Regions from separate parts of the Homo sapiens genome. Here region 1 is linked to region 2. A link is an interaction called in ENCODE POLR2A ChIA-PET data of the cell type or tissue named here. Cell type or tissue: HepG2. All regions are shown on one strand. Each heading gives the region's core, and the rest is flanking DNA. Links, peaks and the distances in the headings are about the cores only.

Region 1 (10,631 bases), core at 3,291-8,290, 140 kb before region 2:
CCTCCTTCCTGTCTGTTTTCCTTTCCCCCTTCCTCTCTTCCTTCTCTCCCTCCCTGCTGCTTGCCTCCTCTCTCCCCTTCTTCTCTCTGTTTTTCCCTCTCTCTCTCCTCCTCCTTCCCGCTTTCTTCTCTTCTGACTCCCTCCTCCTCCCTGTCCTTCCTCTCCCTCCACTCTCTTTCCCTCCTTCTCCAGACAAGGAATAAGAGTTGCTCACCCCTGGCCAGCTCAGTGGCTCACGCCTGTAATCCCAGCACTTTGGGAGACCGAGGCGGGCAGATCACTTGAGCTCAGGAGTTCCAGACCAGCCTGGCCAACATGGTGAAACCCCATGTCTACTAAAAATATATGTTTTAAATTAGCCAAGCGTGGTGGCGCGTGCCTGTAATCCCAGCTACTCGGGAGGCTGAGGTGACAGGGTCGCTTGAACCCGGGACGCAGAGGTTGCAATGAACTGAGATTTCGCCATTGCACTGCAGCCTGGGCAACTGAGCAAGACTCCCTCTCAAAAAAAAAAAAAGGTGTTCACCACCCTCCTCCAAGCAGCTGTCCATCCTACCAGAGGAACAGCCCATCCCTGTAAACACTGCACTTCTGAGAAGGACCAGACCACACCTGGGGACACCCCTGGGTCTACCTGGGGGCCTGCCCAAGAAGGATGGGGAGGGGCCCACTGGCTGAACAGACCCGGCCAGACCTTCCCACCCAGAGCCTCTTGGCTCCCCTCCCGCATCCCCAATGCTGGGAGGACAGGGAATGGCCTCCATGGGCCTTCCAGGCTGAAATTTCTAGCGTTTGTGGAGTTAAGACCCTAATATTATGGGCCGGGCAGGGTGGCTCATGCCTGTAATCCCAGCTACTTGGGAGGCTGAGGCAGGAGAATTGCTTGAACCCAGGAGGCGGAGGTTGCAGTAAGCCGAAATCATGCCACTGCACTCCAGCCTGGGTGACAAAGACTCCGTCTCAAAAAGAAAAAAAGACCTTAATATTATTTATCGACAGTTTTTGGTGGTTTAATAGAATTGAGGGTAAATCTAACTTGCAAATTTTCCTTTTGATCTCCTTTTTCTTTTAGGAGAGAACAGAGCCGGCTTTAGAGCAAGACTGGAGACCGCTCCCTCTGCTCTCCTGTTCCCAGTCAGGACTCTCCTGGGGTTTGCAGTCCTGGGGTGTCCCTGAGCACGTCCGTCCGGCAGGATTCCTGGTTGCCAGCCTTGACTCCCCCTGCTTGTCCCTCCCCCCGGCACCCCAGCACTGAAGTCCTGGGGACTCCTCTGAGCCCCAAGGCCCCGGCCCCTCTGCCTCCTCCCTCCTCTCTCCTTCTTCCCCCTCTGTGCTTCCCCTCACACTCTGCAGTAGGCCTCTGGCTTCTCCTTTAGCTCCTGAGCCAAACTCCTTCACACCCCAGGGCCTTTGCACATGCCCTCCTCTCTACCCAGAATGCTCTCCTACCAGCTTCACGGGTTCCCACTTAACATCAGATCTCAGATGTCACCTCCTCAGGGAAGCTCTTCCAAATGAAACCAGCTCCCCACAGTTCTCCTTGTGTGGCACTTACCACAATCAGGACGGAACAGTGGTGGCATTGCTGGCACACATGGACCATACTCAGTAGCCCCTGAGCTCCAAGAATGCAGAGACTGGACAGGTCCCTAACACAGAGCCTGCCACAGAGAAGGCCCTGAATGAACGCTGCGCAAAGGGATGGGGATCCTATCTGTGAACATCTCCCTGCCACATACCGTGCCTCAGTTTCCCTGCCTATACGGCAAGGGGGAGGGTCCCGTGCCTGCACTTGCAATGCAGTGTTTCTCAGATGTTCCCTCTGGGCTTCTGGCAGGGATCACATTCATTTCACGGTATTTGACTTCTTTGATTATCTGATTTTTCCAGGGAGGAATTTTAAATCTCTGGGCTGGGGCGGCATCTGCTAGATACCTGGGCACTTGTCCCAGCCCACCAGCCTGGGTACATTCAGCATCATGCTGGAAGCCCGTTAAAACTGCCCCCTCTTGGCAGATTAGGCCCCACGCAGAGACACCCTTCCAGGGCTCTGGAACCATGCAGTGTTTGGTGCGAGTGGGTAAGCAGTACAGCTCTCTTTGGGCAAAGCTCTAAATCAAGTGCAGGGGCATAGGAGCCAGGCAGACTGGGTTCCAATTCTGACTCAGTCACTTCTGGTGAGACTGGGGCCCACCATTTACTTTTTATTTGAGATGGAGTCTCGTTCTGTCGCCAGGCTGGAGTGCAGTGGTGTGATCTCAGCTCACTGCAACTGCCACCTCCCTGGTTCAAGTGATTCTCCTGCCTCAGCCTCAAGAGTAGCTGGGATTACAGGGGCGTGCCACCACGCCCAGCTAATTTTTTTGTTTGTTTGTTTTGAGATGGAGTCTCGCTCTGTCGCCCAGGCTGGAGTGCAGTGGTGCGATCTCGGCTCACAGCAACCTCCACCTCCCCGGTTCAAGTGATTCTCTTGCCTCAGCTTCCAGAGTAGCTGGGATTACAGGTGCCTGCCACCACGAGTGGCTGATTTTTGTATTTTCATTAGAGACAGGGTTTCATCATGTTGGCCAGGATGGTCTTGAACTCCTGACCTCAGGTGATTCACCTGCTTTGGCCTCCCAAAGTGCTGGGATTACAGGCGTAAGCCACTGCACCTGGCCTAATTTTTGTATTCTTAGTAGCAATGGGGTTTCACCATGTTGCCCAGGCTGGTCTCGAACCGCTGACATCAGGTGATCCACCCGCCTCGGCCTCCCAAAGTGCTGGGATTACAGGCATGAGCCACTGTGCCTGGCCTCACCATTCACTTCTCTGTGTCTCAGTCCCAGGCCTGCGCAATGGTCGTATCACTGTCAGAGGTGTCTGAACCAGGGCAATTCCATCTTGAATGGGGCTGGGTAAAATGAGGCAAGACCTACTGGGCTGCTGCATTCTCAGACGGTTAAGGCATTCTAAGTCACAGGATGAGATAGGAGGTCGGCACAAAATACAGGCTATAAAGACATTGCTGATAAAACAGGTTGCAGTTAAGAAGCTGGCCAAACCCCCCAAAACCAAGATGGCAACCAGAGTGACCTCTGGTTGTCCTCATTGCTAGACTCCCACCAGCGCCATGACAATTTACAAATGCCATGGCAATGACAGGAAGTTACCCTATATGGTCTAAAAAGGGGAGACATGAATAATCCACCCCTTGTTTAGCATATCATCAAGAAATAACCATAAAAATGGGCAACCAGCAGCCCTCAGCGCTGCTCTATGGTGTAGTCATTCTTTTGAGACAGAGTCTTGCTCTGTCGCCCAGGCTGGAGTGCAGTGGTGCGATCTCAGCTCACTGCAACCTCCGCCTCCTGGGTTCAAGCCATTCTCTTGCCTCAGCCTCCTGAGTAGCTGGGATTACAGGCACATGCAACCATGCCTGGCTAATTTTTGTATTTTTAGTAGAGATGGGATTTCTCCATGTTGGCCAGGCTGATCTCAAACTCCCGACCTCAGGTGATCTGCCCACCTCAGCGTCCCAAAGTGCTGGGATTACAGGGGTGAGCCGCCGTGCCTGGCCTATTCCTTTACTTTTTTTTTTTTTCTTCTTCTTCTTTAAGACGGAGTCTCGCTCTGTTGCTAGGCTGGAGTGCTGTGGTGTGATCTTGGCTCACCGCAACCTCCGCCTCCCAGGTTTAAGCTGTTCTCCAGCCTCAGCCTCCCGAGTAGCTGGGACTACAGGCGCGCACCACTACGCCCAGCTAATTTTTGTATTTTTTAGTAGAGATGGGGTTTCACCATGTTGGCCAGAATGATCTCGATCTCTTGACCCCGTGATCCGCACACCTCGGCCTCCTAAAGTGCTGGGATTATAGGCATGAGCCACCATGCCCGGCCTATTCCTTTACTTTCTTAATAAACTTGCTTTTACTTTATGGACTCACCCTGAATTCTTTCTTGCGAGAGATCCAAGAACCCTCTCTTGGGGTCTGGATCTGGACCCCTTTCCTACACCACCACCTCCCAGCTGGGGTTCTTGTGTTGATCAAGATGCTTCCCAGCCTGGGCCTGACACACAGTAAGTGCCCTGCCCCTCTCACCCCAGAGGCAGTGGCTAAACCTCAAGTCTCTGGGGCCCCAAAAATCTGCGTCAATACCCAGCTCTGCCCCTTGTCTGGCTTCGCAACCTCTCGGTGTCCGTTTCTGGGTCTGTAAAGCGGGGGTGATACTACTCCTGCGCCTGCACCCCACGTTATGTCAGTGTCTGCTTTCCAAATTCCCAGCCTGGACTCACCTCCCCTATGACTGTTTTGCAATCAGTGGGGACCACGGGCAGGGAGGAAGGTGGAGGAAAGCCCAAGTAACTTTGTGTCAAGTCCCAGTTTTCCTGCCAGCTGAGACCTGGGGCAAGCGACACCCCCTCTGCCTCAGGCTGTTCACCTAAAAAAAGGATGTTCTTAATCTACACACAGGGCTCTGTGGGGCTTGGATGGGGCACGCGGACGGCTACAGAATGTCAGGCAGCCACTTCCTTATGGTTACACCAGAAAGGGAGAGCCATTTCCCTCCACCCTTACTTTAGGGACCGGGAAACAGGACGGCAAGAAGGAATGCGCTACACCTCAACCCGGAGGGAGGGCATTCAGCCGCCACCCCCTCAGCCTTCCAGGAAGCTGAGGCCCAGAGAGGGCCAGGCTGGACCACGGGTTACACTGCGGGCAGGGCTTGGCTGATGCAGGAAGCGGTTCCTCTCCGGTGGGATGGGTGGGGTCGGGCAGGTACCCCAAGGAGAGCCCGGGCTCCCAGCTTAGCTTCCTGTTCCTATCTCAGCTGTCCAAGGGCCACTGAATGTTCCCGAATGCCCCTCCCCAGAGGAGTCCTGGGCAGGGAGTAGGGCATTCAGGAAAGCTGAGGCCCAGCGACAGGTAGGCGCTGGCCTGAGGTCCCACAGCGCAGGCGGGTCCGAAGCCCCCAGTCTGGGTTCAGGCCTCCCCCGCCCTGCGGCGCGGCCTCGTGGCGTCCCCAGCCCTCCGTTCCCGGTCGCTGCCCTGCAGGGACTTGCCCAGCGGGGACGCGCCGGGCCTCCCCGAGGTCTGCGCCCGGCTGCAGCCGCGGGATGAAAGGGGAATCCACCGAAACCCGCCTCCCTCCCAGCTCGCCCGCCCCACCCGCAACCGGATCTGGCTGGGGGCGGCGGGCTTTGAAGTCCGCGCCAGCGGCCCCAGCGCTCGGACGGCTCCGGAGACTCCGGGAGGCCGACTTGAAAGGGCAAGCCGCGGGCCGGTCCAGCCTTCCCGGGACAGGGCCGGGGAGAGCGGGGAGGAGGAGGGGAGGGGCGGGAGGGGGAGAAAGGGGAGAGTGAAGGGGAGGGGGCGGAGGGAGGGACAAAGGGTCCCGCCTGACGCCCTCCCCAGGGCCCAAGGGCGGCCCAGCCCCGCGCTAGGAGCGAGGAATGAGTTATCCCGGCATTCAAGGCCCTGCCGTGGGTGCCCTGCGCGCCACCCGTTTCTTCCTCCCTCCTGGCCCCTTGGCCAGACAGAACTGCTTCTCAGCTACTGCCTCACTCCGGCCTTAGCACACGCTGTTCCTTCTGCCAGGAGCGCCTTTCCCATCTTCCCCTCCCAGGCTCCAGCCTCAGCTCCTCCCTGCGGGGGATGGGAGGGAAGGGCGTCCTCTCTTCCTGTGGGGCCTCCCATAAACCTCCTGCCCTACCCTCTTCCCGGGTGCCCTCCTCCCCGGCCCCCTGCCTCAGCGTCCCCCAAGGCTGCTCAGACTCTGGTAATCCCTGGCCCAGAACCCCAGCTGTGGACACCTGGAGGGCATCCTCGCATCCCCCAGTCTGGACAGCTGTGGGTGGGCGCAGGAGACAGGGAGAGGGGGTCCTTCGATAATAGCGATCACAATACTAATAAGCCTTGGGGACTGGTCAGTGTGTGGGCGGGTGCTGAGAGAATTCCAGGGTCCTAGAGCCCATCGGCCCCGCGCACTGGAGCCTTATAGCTTCCAATGCACCCATGCAGGCGCACCATAGCCTCTTTCTCCTCCCTGCCCATCAGATTGCAAAGCTGGGTGACCCCTCTCCCGACCTCCAGCCGGGACCTCCTCCTCACTGCAGAGGGCCCCCAGCTGCCGCCTCGGCCCTTGGGTTCAACCACTGGCAGCCCCTAGAAAGCTCCAGCCCCACCCCCAGGGTTCTCTGTCCTCAGAGTCCCAGGAGGCTTTGCAGCTGTCTCCTGGAACCCTCTCCTCTGCCCACCTAGTGGGCTGATTGCCTGGTTTCTCCCAGCTCCCCAGGGCTGCTGGCTGAGGACAGAGTTTTTGTTCCAAGTTGCAGATGAGGACACTGAGGCCCACAGAGAAGTTGAGGTCTCGAAGCTGGTGGGATTGAGGTGGCCATGCTGGCCCCTGAGGAGCCAAGAGAGAGGGGCCCCCAACAGGCTGTGTCTAATAGGACAAGAGTGCCGCCATCTTCACAAGTCTCCACCATCTTAAAAGTATCAAGTTTCCATGTCTCAAAACTGTCCGCAAATGTCAACCCTGCCCATAGCTTCAACAGAGCATAAGGCTGTAACTGCAGCAGAACCTCACAAAGTCCCCAACAGTCACAACCAGCCAGCACTTCCCCAACTCCTCCACATAGAATCTTTCCTCAAAGCACACTTCCGGGCTGGGCGCGGTGGCTCATGCCTGTAATCTCAGCACTTTGGGAGGCTGTGGTGGGCAGATAACCTGAGGTCAGGAGTTCAAGACCAGCCTGGCCAACATGGTGAAACCAGGTCTCTACTAAAAATACAAAAAAATTAGCTGGGTGTGGTGGCAGGCGCCTGTAATCCCAGCTACTCAGGAGGCTGAGGCAGGAGAATTGCTTGAACCTGGGAGGCGGAGGTTGCAGTGAGCTGAGATCCCACCATTGCACTCCAGCCTGGGCAACAGGAGTGAAACTCTGTCTCAAAAAAAAAAAAAAAAAAGCACACTTCCCCAACCAGGCCCTTTAAAAAGCCTCAGGCTATATGAGAAGCTTGCTCCTGAGCCTGCTGGCCAGAAGCCCTTCTCAGGTTTACTCTTAATAAATCCATCTCCACTGTAGAACTGCCTTCTTGCCTCTTCTTTCCTTCATCTTTCTATTCCAATACTTGCTGCCAAACCCCGGGATGAGTCTTGGGGCTGAGAACTCTTGCAACCCAGGAAGCAGTGGGCCCCGACAGCTCATCCCTGGCTAATTCCTGGATCCTGAGGGTTCTCTGGCTTCCCGCCTAGTCCCTCAACTCTTCCTCTTTTTTAAAAGTGATTTGCATGAGGTAATTGAGTGACAGGAGAGGACTTCGAGGCTGTGGCCAGGGCTACCCCTGGATGGGTTCTCAAAACTCCCGGACCCAGAATTTTGCCTCCAACCGCTGGATCTGGGCAATTTACTTTCTGTTTCTCCCCAACGGCTCCAGTTTGAGAGGTCCTTTGCTGGTTCCTTCTAAAACATCCAACACCAGACACTAATTAGTAAGGTTTGCCCCCACCTGTCTCTCCTGTGCTACCCAGGAGACTCAGGTCCGCAGTCCCGGTCTCCTGGGGACCATTAGGACCATCAGAGACCTTGGGAGGGTGACGTTCAGGGATGCCTGACCTTTCCCCTCAGTCTACCTCCTCTTGAGAGGATCTCCCGTCTCTGCCCTTTTTCTGGGGATGCCTAGTCTAACGGCAGACACCCCTGGCCTTTCCTTGCCAAATCTCAATGGGCTCCAATCAATCTCAAATTACTCCTTCCTCCCCTCTAGGTTTCCTGATTTGTAACCTTTCTAAACTCGGTATAAAGGGGGACATTAAAGTAAAGTGCCTTATATTCTTTTGCAATACTGCCTGGCCTCAGGCCAAGGGCAACCGTTGGCCTGAAAACGGCACATTCGACCACCAAATTTTAAGGGATTTAGATAACTTCATTTATCGAAATGGCAAATGGCAAGAAGTTCCTTCATTTACCTTTGCTCACGTCCTTCCCTCTGCCAAGATTGTTCCCCACACCTCTAATTTGCTCCTTAATCTCTGTTGTTGGCATAAAGGGCATTCAGAAAACTCCCCTCCAAACACTCCCCTTATATTGTTCCTTTCGGGACGTCACCCTCATACATTGCTTCCTGTTAATCCCACATTGCCCCATGCCTCTTCTAAGTAGAGACCTGCTGCACAAATTGCGTGGCTTCCTCCACCTTTGGGCTCTTGGCCAAAGCCATCCCTACTTATTTTTATGCCAGGAACCCAAATTCTCCCTACCTGAAGTTAAGGAGCCAACACCTGACCTTAGCATTATAACTCAAACAAATCCTATTGTTTGGTCAACACAAATTCTGCAGTCGTGGCGGCCCACCACTCCCCATTAAAATTTCATTAAAGGATCCTTCTCATTAGATCACAGTCCAACAGTATTCTGTCAGCCCTGAGAGGCTTCGGGGACTCAAGCCCATCATCTCCCAACTGTTAGCTGCCAACATCCTCATTCCAACCCATTCCCCTCATAACACCCCTATTGTCCCTGTCCGGAAGCTGGATGGGTCCTACCGGCTTGTCCAGGACCTTCGTCAAATCAATTCTGCTGTCATCCCTACACACCCAGTCGTTCCTAATCCCTATACACTCCTCTCCAGAATCCCCCCTCATACCAGTCATTTTTCAGTACTAGACCTCAAAGTGCCTTTTTCAGGCCAGGCACAGTGGCTCTCGCCTGTAATCCCAGCACTTTGGGAGGCTGAGGCGGACGGATCACGGGGTTGGGAGATCAAGACCACCCTGGCTAACACGGTGAAACCCCGTCTCTACTAAAAATGCAAAAAATTAGCCTGGCATGGCGGCGGGCGCTTGTAGTCCCAGCTACTCAGGAGGCTGAGGCAGGAGAACGGCATGAACCCGGGAGGCGGAGCTTGCAGTGAGCCGAGATTGCGCCACTGCACTCCAGCCTGGGCGACAGAGCGAGACTCTGTCTCAAAAAAAAAAAAAAAAGATGCCTTTTTCACTATACCTCTATACCCTTCTTCCCAAAACCTGTTTGCTTTTACCCAGATGGATCCAGATACCAACATTTCCCAACAGCTCACATGGACTGTCCTCCCCCAGGGTTTCAGACACAGCCCCCCAACTTTTTTGGACAAGCCCTTCAAGCAGACCTCTCTAAACTTTGCCTAACACCTCCCATCCTCCTTCGCTATGTAGATGATCTGCTGCTCTGTTCCCCTTCAGAGGAACTCTCTATTCAGCATACTGTTACCCTTTTAAACTCCCTCACCCAGTACAGCTACCAGCTGTCCAAAAAAAAAAAAAGGCCCAATTAGCCTCCTCCAAGGTTTCATACCTGGGCCTCATGATTACCCCTGCCACCTGGGAAATTCCCTCAACACACAAGCAGATGGTCCAGAGCATCCTATTCCCTCATACCAAAAGAGACTGTCTCTCTTTCTTGGGACTCATGGAGTACTTCCAGCTATGGATTGCCAATTTTGTAGTGATTGCCACGCCATTATATGAGGCCTCAAAGGGAAACCTCGCTGAGCTTATTGCCCCTACTCCTGAACTTCATCATGCTTTGTCCTGCTTAAAACAAGCTCTAACCTGGGCCCCTGCTTTGGGTCTCCTTAACCCCAGCCGACCTTTCCATTTATACTTACACAGCTCCCAAAACGGAGCTTTAGGCCTTTTGGCCCAGCCCACAGGGGACTCTCTTCAACCTGTTGCATACTTCTTCAAGCAGCTAGATCTTATCTATAAAAGTTGGCCTCACGGCTGGGCACGGTGGCTCATGCCTGTAATCCCCACACTTTGGGAGGCCGAGGCGGGCAGATCCCCTGAGGTCAGGAGTTCGAGACCAGCCTGACGAACATGGAGAAACCCCATCTCTACTGAAAATACAAAATTAGCCGGGCATGGTGGTACATGCCTGTAATCCCAGCTACTAGGGAGGCTGAGGCAGGAGAATCGCTTTAACCTGGGAGGCGGAGGTTGCAGTGAGCCGAGATCGCGCCATTGCACTCCAGCCTGGGCAACAAGAGCGAAACTCCGTCTCAAAAAAAAAAAAAAAAAAAAAGTTGGCCTCTTTGCCTAAACATTTTAGCCACAGCCTCTTTAATTATCCCAGAGGCACAAAATTTCATCTTCTATAAACCCCTGCAAGTTTATTCATCACATGACTTGCAAGATATGCTCAGCCACAGGGCACTTCAAACAGTATCCCCTTCCCGCATCCAGACCCTGCACTCAGCCATTCTCCAATCCTTTCTCTCCCTCCGTAAATGCTCCCCTCCTAACACCGCCACCCTTTTACCCTCAACACCCCTCTTAGAGTCACCCCTGCACTCCTGCACTGATATCACTGATGACTCCCTTATCACGTTCCATCATTTAACCAACGCACCTATAAAGGGAGCTCCAGGCTGGTTTCTAGACAGCAGTGTGTCCAGAGTTCCTCCTTTCTCAGCAGGGTATATTATCATGGAAGGATACCGTGATGACACCCCCGTCCTCCCTCCCTGAAGAGTCATAGAAGCCTCTTTCTTACCAGCAGGCACATCCTCCCAGCAGGTAGGCCCATAACCAGGGCCCTAACCCTAGCAGCAGGAAAACAGGTCAATATTTACACTGACTCCAAATATGCATAGAACATCATTCATTCCAAT
Region 2 (8,443 bases), core at 1-5,000:
GCATGGTGGCATGTGTCTATGATCCCAGCTACTTGGGAGGCTGAGACCTGAAGCCAGGAGATGAAGGTGTCACAGTGAGCTATGACTGCGCTACTGCACTCCAGCATGGGCGACAGTGAGACCCTGTCTTAAAAAAAAAAAAAAAGAAAAGAAAAGAAAGAAAAAGTTTCCCATTGCCAATTTGTAGTCCTTCCTGGACCCCAGCATCCCCAGGCAACCACAGAGCTGCTTTCTGTCATTACCGACTCGCACGCATCTTCCGGGACTTCACACCGACACAATCCCCCATGCCTTGCTGGTGGCTGCCGGCTCCTCTCCCAGTCATGGTGCTGTGGTGCTGTGTGCACGGTTGTTCCGGCTCCTCTCCTGGTCATGGTGCTGTGGTGCTGTGTGCACGGTCGTTCCTGTTGGTGAGTCGCCTTCCATGGGACGGATGTGCCACAACCTGTTGCTCCCTTTGCCTGCGGGACGGAGCAACACTGTGCTGTCTCCAGTTTCCGCCTTTTACAAATAAAGCTGCTGTGAACACTCATGTGCAAGGCTCTGTGTGGAGGTGAGTTTCATTGTTTTCTTTTTCTTTCTTTTCTTTTCTTTTCTTTTCTTTCTTTTTTTTTTTTGAGACATGGTCTCGCTCTGTCGCCCAGGCTGGAGTACAGTGGCGTAATTTTGGCTCACTGCGGCCTCAACCTCCCTGGCTCAAGCGATCCTCTCACCTCGGCCTCCTGAGTAGCTGGGACTACAGGTGTGCACCACCATGCCTGGCTAATTCTTTTTTTTTTTTTTTTTAATTGAGACGGAGTTTCGCCCTTGCTGCCCAGGCTGGAGTGCAGTGGCATGATCTCGGTTCACTGCAACCTCCGCCTCCCAGATTCAAGCGATTCTCCTGTCTCTGCCTCCCAAGTAGCTGGGATTACAGGCATGCACCACCATGCCTGGCTAATTTTTGTATTTTTTGTAGAGATGGGGTTTCACCGTGTTGGCCAGGCTGGTCTTGAACTCCTGACCTCAGGTGATTCACCTGCCTTGGCTTCCCAAAGTGCTGAGGTTACAGCCGTGAGCCACCACACCCGGCATATATATATACATATATGTTTTTTTTTTTTAGACTCTCGCTCTGTCGCCCAGGTTGGAGTGCGGTGGCATGATCTCTGTTCACTGCAAGCTCCACCTCCCGGGTTCAGGCCATTCTCCTGCCTCAGCCTCCAGAGTAGCTGGGACTACAGGCACCCACCACCATGCCCAGCTAATTTTTTGTATTTTTAGTAGAGACGGGGTTTCACCGTGTTAGCCAGGATGGTCTCGATTTCCTGACCTCGTGATCCGCCCGTCTCGGCTTCCCAAAGTGCTGGGATTACAGGCATGAGCCACCGCGCCCGTCCAGTCTTTAAATATTTTGTAAAGACAGGGTCTCACTATGTTGCCTAGACTGGTCTTGGACCCCTGGGTTCAAGAGATCCGCCCGCCTCAGCCTCCCAAAGTGCTGGGATTACAGGCATGAGCCACTGCGCCGGTGGAGATTTCATTTCTTGGAGATAAAAGCCTCGGAGTGCCATGGTCAGATCCGTGGTAAGAGTATGTTCAACTTTTTTAAAAGTGCCAAATGTTTTCCAAAAGTAGTCGAACCACTTCTCATTCCTATCAGCGGTGGATGAGGGTCCCACTGGAGTGTGGGATTTGAACTCAGGCCCAGCCCACTCCAGAACCTGTGTCTGTCCCTGCCAAGCTTCAGGGATCCTCTCTGAAGGCCTTGGAGAAGGAACCAGCAGACAGCCGGCGGGGGCGGTGCTGGGATGCGGGCTCCGGCCTCTTTGCATCAGCCGAGGGTCCCTCCCTTGTAGCTGGGTCTGGCTTCCTCCTTGAACAGAGTGCTGCCTTCCCAGGGGCTCCTGGAGGGCAGGGGTGGGCACTCCGTGGGCACCAGGCCCACGAGGGGCTCCAGACCCTCCGCGGACCCTTGTCCCTGGCTGGGTTGAAGATGCCCGGAGTCTCCCAGGCCATGCCAAAGGCTTGTGGGGGTGGGGAAGGGTGCGAGGGTTTCACCAGGCACGCGCCAGGGAAAGGGCTTGTCCCTTGAGCTCCGACAGACAAGGAGGAGGAAGGAAGCCACCAGAACCCAGGCAGCGGCCGGGGGGAGAGCCAGAGAGTTTAGCAGCCAAAGCGGGGAGGGGCGACCCTCTCCTTCCAGACCCCAGGGAGGTGGGCAGAAAGCGGGAGGGGCGCGAGAAGGGAGCAGGGATTCTTCATTAAAACTGAACCCCCGGAGCCGGGCCCGCGGCGGCCGAGCAGCCGGGCTGCAGGCGGCCTCCCTCTCGCGGCGCACAGAGGCCCGCGCCGGCTCCAGCCGCCCGCGGCCGACCTCGCGCGTCCTCAAAGCCAGCCTGTCCCACTTCCCCCGCCGGTTGCTACAGCAACTGAGCTCTGAGTAATCAGCTGCACGGTGACCTTTCTTCCCCCGGAGAGCGGGAGGGAGGGAGCGGGAGGGCGGAGGGAGGAAGGGAGGGGAGGAGAGAGGGGGGAGGAGGAGGGAGGAGGAGAATGGAGGGGAAAGATGGAGAGGAGGAGGGAGGGAGGCTGGAGGGGGGAGATGCAGGCGGGGGAGGAGGGAGGAGGAGCAGGGGGAGGCTGAGCTGCTGGTCAAAGCTGTAAATCCCTGCAGCTGGGGTCTGAGGGCTTTGCGGGGAGGAGCTGGCAGTCAGAAGGCGGGAGAGAGGAGGGGGCGGCCGGCAGCACCGTGGTAGGGGGAGGGAGGGGTAGCCAGGGAACTGACCCGGACAGATTCCCTCCCAGGCACCCCTGGCGCCCACCCCTAGCCCCTCCCGGGATGCTCCCCCGAGTCCTCCCTCGTGGAGAGGTGAGGGGACTGTGAGAGAACGGCAGGTCCCCAGTGCTCTCTGGCTCACAGGACAGCCCTCCCGCCTCCGCAGCCGCCTTGATTCCACCATTCCCCAGATGGAAAAACTGAGGCTGGGAGGCTTGTTTACAGTGTCAGGGCCCCGAGCTTGGCCCCTGGGACAGCCCCTCACCCCACAACCGCCACTAGCTGGCAACCAGGTGGAGGAAAGTTCTGGTCCACGCCCAGCCTTCCCACCTCCCTGATCTCTGGCCTCAGTTTCCCTGGTTGTAAAGCAAGGATCCCCACGGCATGGTGTACGCTGCAGTGGCGGGGGAGTTAGGGGGCTCCATGGAGCTTCTCACACCCCAGTGTTGATTTAAGATTCTCTAAGCGCAGCAGAAGCGCGGTGAGGCGAATGTGAGAGGGCCGGGACTGGAGATGCTGGGGATGGGGTGGGCATACTTAGGAGAAGGGGCCCCACAGGTCCCGGAGCGGCCAGGTAGCTGGGGCACCACCCAGGCCCCCTCAGGCGCGGAAACCTTCCTGCTACCTGGTATCCTGCCTACCCCCCCCAGCTCGGCCGCCCTGGGGCCTCTCCGGCTCCAGCTCTTGGCTGGGCCTCGGTGCCAGCACAAGCCCTATCACCCGCCGGCCCTGGGGACCCGCCAGCCGCCTGTTTACGAGGCCAGCCAGCCCCCCGTCACAGCCGTGCCCACGGGGTGGGGGAGGGACGACAGATGGCGGAGGTGCCATTTTAACCAGAGTCTGCAGCCGTTGGGGAAGGAGAGGAAGTAGCCCAGGGCTGGAGGGAGCTGGGACCTTCTGTTGTTGCTGCCCCTGGGGCACCTCCATCCTACCCCCTCTGCACGGGCACCTCTCCCGAGCTCAGGTCTGAGTGGCACAGATCCAACAACCTCGTCACTGGGGCTGCCTAATCTTCCATGGACTCTGTGGGTGCCCCTTGGATCAGCGAAGCATCCGGGGTCCCCCGGGGGCAGGGGCTATAGGGGCAATCTCTTAAGGCTCCACTGTGAGGAGGGCCCCATGACTTCTCCAGCCCACAGCAAGGATCCCCCACCCCCACTACTGACTATGAAATGCAGGCTGCAGGGAGTCACAGCAGGAGGGACCGTGGGCAGACAGGGCTGCAAAGTTCGGCCTGCCTCGAGGCTCCAGCAGGGGAGCTCAGGACGGGTTGGGAGCAAAGTCTGGGAGAGGGAGAGGGGCTCCCCCCAGGCGTTCTGTGCTTTCATCCCAGCTCAGCACCCATGTCAGCCCCAGAACCTCCCCCAGGCTTCCACATTCAAAGCTCCAGCTGCAGAGGGTGCTGACCTCGCCCCTGTGGGGGTAGGGGGCGAAAGGGGGCTTAGGGGCAAGCCAGATGGTGATATGGAGACAAACTGCATAGCTCCTCGGTAACTCTCAGGCCCGTGTTTCACAGGTGAGGACACCAAGACCAGGGGCGTGAAGCCACTGGTCCAGGGTCACCCAGCTGTTGATGGGTGCGCCAGCCCCTGATGGTCCAGGATGAGGAGCACGTGACGCTCTCAGGCCACAGAACGACCGCACTGGAGGCAGCAGCCGTGGCTGTGAGCCTGCCTGTTCCCCAGGGTTCTTGACTCTCTGGAAGCTTCCCTTTGTGGGAAACCTTTGTGCACCCAGGCTTTTGGACAAGTGACACTTGTTTGTACAAGCAGGAGTGGTTTGGATCAAGGGATCGAGGTGATAGCAAGAGCCACTCTGCCTCCCTGAGCACCCGCAAAGCCCTGCTCTGGGCCTCACATGTGGTTTTTGTTTTGTTTTGTTTTGAAACAGGGTCGGGCTCTGTCACCCAGGCTGGAGTGCAGTGGCATGATCACGGCTCACTGCAGCCTCAACCTCGCAGGTTTACACAACCCTCCCACCTCAGCCTCCCGAGTAGCTGGGACTTTTGTTTTGTTTTGTTTTGTTTTTAATTTTTTGTAGAGATAGGGTCTTCCTATGTTGCCCAGGCTGGTCTCAAACTCTTGGGTTCAAGTGATCCTCCTGCTATGGCCTCCCAAAGTATTGGGATTATAGGCATGAGCCACCACGCCAGACCCACATGCGTTTTATCATAGGATGTCCTGGCTATCCTGGAAGGTGAATGCTGCTATTATATCCGTTTTCAGATAGAAAAAAATGAGGCTTAGGGAGATGTGGTGACTTGCCTCAGATCTCACAGAACCAAGCATGAGAACTAGGATCAGAATCCACTTTTCCTTGACCTTAGAGATGGTCTCAACCCGACTTGTATCAGCCAGATTTTTCCAGATTCAGGAGTGTGGATGTTTTCCATGTCGGATTTTGCTATGAATAGAATTCTGAGTCTCAAACAGTGTGCTCTTTGCTGTATGCCAGTGCTACCTCCACCTGCCTACTTATTTATCCGCCCATCCTCCCATCCATGTATCTGCCCCTCCACCCACTCATCTGCTGATCCATCTGCTGATCCATCCATCCACCCACCCTTCTATCCACCCGTCCGTTCACTTATCCACTCACCACCCAACTATCCAAGACCTCACTCACCAATCCATCTTCCCATCTACACATCCATCCACTCATCCATCATCCATCCATCCATCCATCTATCCATCCAACCATCCACCCATCTACTCATCCATTCATCCACCCCTCCGTCCACTCATCCATCCATCCACGCACCCATCTACTCATCCATCCATCCACCCATCCATATACCCACTCATCCATACATTCATCCACTCACCACCCACCCATATAGTCATCCACCCTCCACTCATCCATCCATCCATCCATCCGTCCATCCATATACCCTCCCACTCATCCATCCATCCATCTACTCATCCATTCATCCACCCATCCATCCACTCACCCATCCATCCATCCATCCACCCATCTACTCATCCATCCATCCATCCATTCATATACCTACCCATCCACACATTCATCCACTCACCACCCACCCATATAGTCATCCACCCTCCACTCACCCATCTATCCATCCATCCATCCATCCACTCATCCATCCACATATCCACCCATCCATTCACCTATCTATGCACCCATCCATCCAGACATGCATCCACTCACACCACCCACCCATCCATCATTCATCCACCATCCATCCATTCAACCATCTGTCTATGTACCCACCCATCCACACATTCATCTACTCACCACCCACCCATATCCCTCCACTCATCCATCCATCCGTCCATCCATCCATCCACCCATCTACTCATCCATCCATCCATCTACCCATCCATCCACCTATCTATGCACTCACCCTTCCACACACTCATCCACTCACCACCCACTCATACAGCCATCCACCCTCCATTCACCCACCCATCCATCATCCATCCATCCAGCCAACCATCACCCATTCACCCATTCTCAATCCACGCATGTTTCCATCCATCCACCTACCACTGCCCACCATCCATTCATTTTATTTTTATTCTGAGCCTTGCTCCTACACCTTTTGGTTCTGAAACATATGCTTCTGTGAGCTGACTGCTGATACTGTCCCTGTGGAAGTCACTGACTCCCACCCCTGGCTTAGCACACCAGTTCTGACAGGTCCCACCAAGGCTGCAACTCCCACGTAAGAGGGTCAAGCCCCCCTTCTTCCCGCCTCACCTCCACTTGGGTGGGAATTAGACTCTGGGTTCTTTTCTTTCCTTCCTTTCCGGAGTCACTCACTTCTCCACCTGGGTATTTCAGCCCCAAGATAGAGGCCTCAAAAATGTGGAAAAAGAACAAGCCACTAGCTCACTCTCAGAGCCTCACCACCCTGCAAAAGGACATCGATTATCAGGGCACAGGGGAGCATGCCATGGGCACCTGAGCCAGTCCTGGGACCAGGCACTAGCAGGACAAGCTGGTCTGGAACTGGGCAGCCTCCACATCTGCTTCCAACCTGCTGTGTGGCCCTTGACAACAGAATAAGAATAATCGCTCCTGTCCTTCTGAGGGTTGGAAGGGAAAACATGGAGGCTTTAAACAGTGAGAGCGCTTCAGCCCTTCAGTGACAGGGCATAGAAAGCCCTGGGGGAGGAGAAGGAAGGGCAGGGGAGGAGAGGGAAGGGAGGGGGGAAGAGGAAGGGACTGACTTCCTTGAGTACTTACTATGTGTCTGCAAGGTAGCAGGTGTTCCCATCTCTTCATCTCACTGGATTCCCCAACAACTCTATGCAGCTGGCATTCTATCCCCTAGCACACACGCTTCACCGATGGGGAAGCTGAGGCTCAGAGAGGGCCGGCAACTTCTCCAAGGTCACACAGCTCCCACAGGCTAGATCTGGGACACCAGCCCCGGCCCCTCGGTCTGACTCCAGAGTTTGGCACCTTTGCCTGTGTCCCCACCCTGAGCATCTCCCCCTGAAGGTGATGGCAGGGCAGAAAGTGCCATCAGCACTCGCCTCTAAGGCAGCTTTGGAGGTTCATGCAGCCATTCAGTTAACAAATATGCATCCACTCCCTCTCTGGGTTAGGCCTCTCCCCTCCTCCTTGGGGCTCCCTGGTGCGGGCTGCTGTAGGGACTGATCTCAGCTGGCAAAGCCCTGCTTCACCCAGGCTCAAAAAAGAGTCCTGCTGCCGTCCAGCCTGAAGGAGTGGGGGCCACAGGCTCCCAGAACCGAGGCTGGGGAGGCAGGAGGCAGAGCTGTCAGCTCAGAGCAGACTCCTCTCATCAGCATGGGGCCCCAGCCTCCCAGCTTAAAGATCGCCTCGGGCGCTCTCTTAAAGATGCTAACGTTGCAGCTGACATTTGGGAGATCCTGGCAGCCGATCAAACCCAAGCTGAAAATCGGAGCTGCCGGGTGGGTGGGGTGGGCACCAGGCAGCAGGGACCCGCGCTGGCTGGGCCAGCTGGGGCCGAAGGCAGCAGGGCTCGGGTGGCTGGTTGCTGGCTATGGCTGTGCCTTCAACCTGGCCCAAGCCATCTGGGTATCCTGTGCTTTGCTGGAAAGACATGGGAGGAGGAGGAGGAGGCAGAAGGTGAGAAAGGACGAAGGAAGAAAATGGATGTGTAGAGGAGACCTGAACTTCTTTCATCCCCAAACACCAGGTTCTCGCCAGTAATCAGACCAGTCGGCAAAAAGACACCCACGGGTGAAGAGTTGTGGGACACGGATAAGATGGAGGGAGGTTCCTGGTGCCAGTTACATCTCCGGCTGCAGTGCCCAGTGGGTCCCATCCAGTGTAGGGTGTGCCCTGAGGAAGCTGAGGGGTCTGAGGAGGAGTCAGGAGAGAAAGATTCCTACTCATTCTGCCAATCCATGGTGGGGGGATGGAGAGATAGGGCAAACCTCAGCCTGCCTGAGCCAACCTTGTCTCCTTTCCATTCATCCACCCTGCCACCCACTACCTCCACCACCCACCACTGCCACCTCTGCCACCCACCACCTCCACCCACCACTGCCATCCACCACCTCCACCTCCGCCACCCACCGCCTCCACCACCCACCACTGCCACACACCACCTCCTCCACCCACCTCCACCACCCACCACCTCCTCCACCCACCACCTCCACCCACCGTCTCCACCACCTCCACCTCCACCACCTCCACCTCCACCACCTCCACCACCCACCACCTCCACCA

Evidence for each region. ChIA-PET counts read pairs that join two places held together with the same protein. Peaks named below come from ENCODE experiments on the same cell type or tissue, not always from the same donor. Only the 100,000 strongest peaks of a DNase experiment are listed, where the experiment ranks them.
Region 1: POLR2A ChIA-PET joins it to region 2 with 21 read pairs; 12 of 35 experiments call an interaction of 5 or more read pairs at or near these places.

What each region holds. Positions count from the first base shown.
Region 1 is chr9:129,592,050-129,602,680 of GRCh38, reverse strand. No RefSeq gene overlaps it. Among named protein-coding and RNA genes, the nearest start is that of C9orf50, 24 kb to the left of the region's middle. RefSeq lists an enhancer at 1,912-2,411 and a silencer at 5,045-5,264. In HepG2, for the core only: no CTCF peak of the experiment used is centred there; DNase peaks (open chromatin) are centred at 5,180, 5,590 and 6,030; H3K4me3 peaks cover 1,114 bases.
Region 2 is chr9:129,454,475-129,462,917 of GRCh38, reverse strand. No RefSeq gene overlaps it. Among named protein-coding and RNA genes, the nearest start is that of LINC00963, 30 kb to the left of the region's middle. RefSeq lists a silencer at 2,080-2,369 and enhancers at 2,009-2,632, 2,764-3,284, 3,285-3,806, 4,183-4,232. In HepG2, for the core only: a CTCF peak has its summit at 2,328 (motif pointing left); DNase peaks (open chromatin) are centred at 2,427, 4,035 and 4,477; H3K4me3 peaks cover 2,266 bases.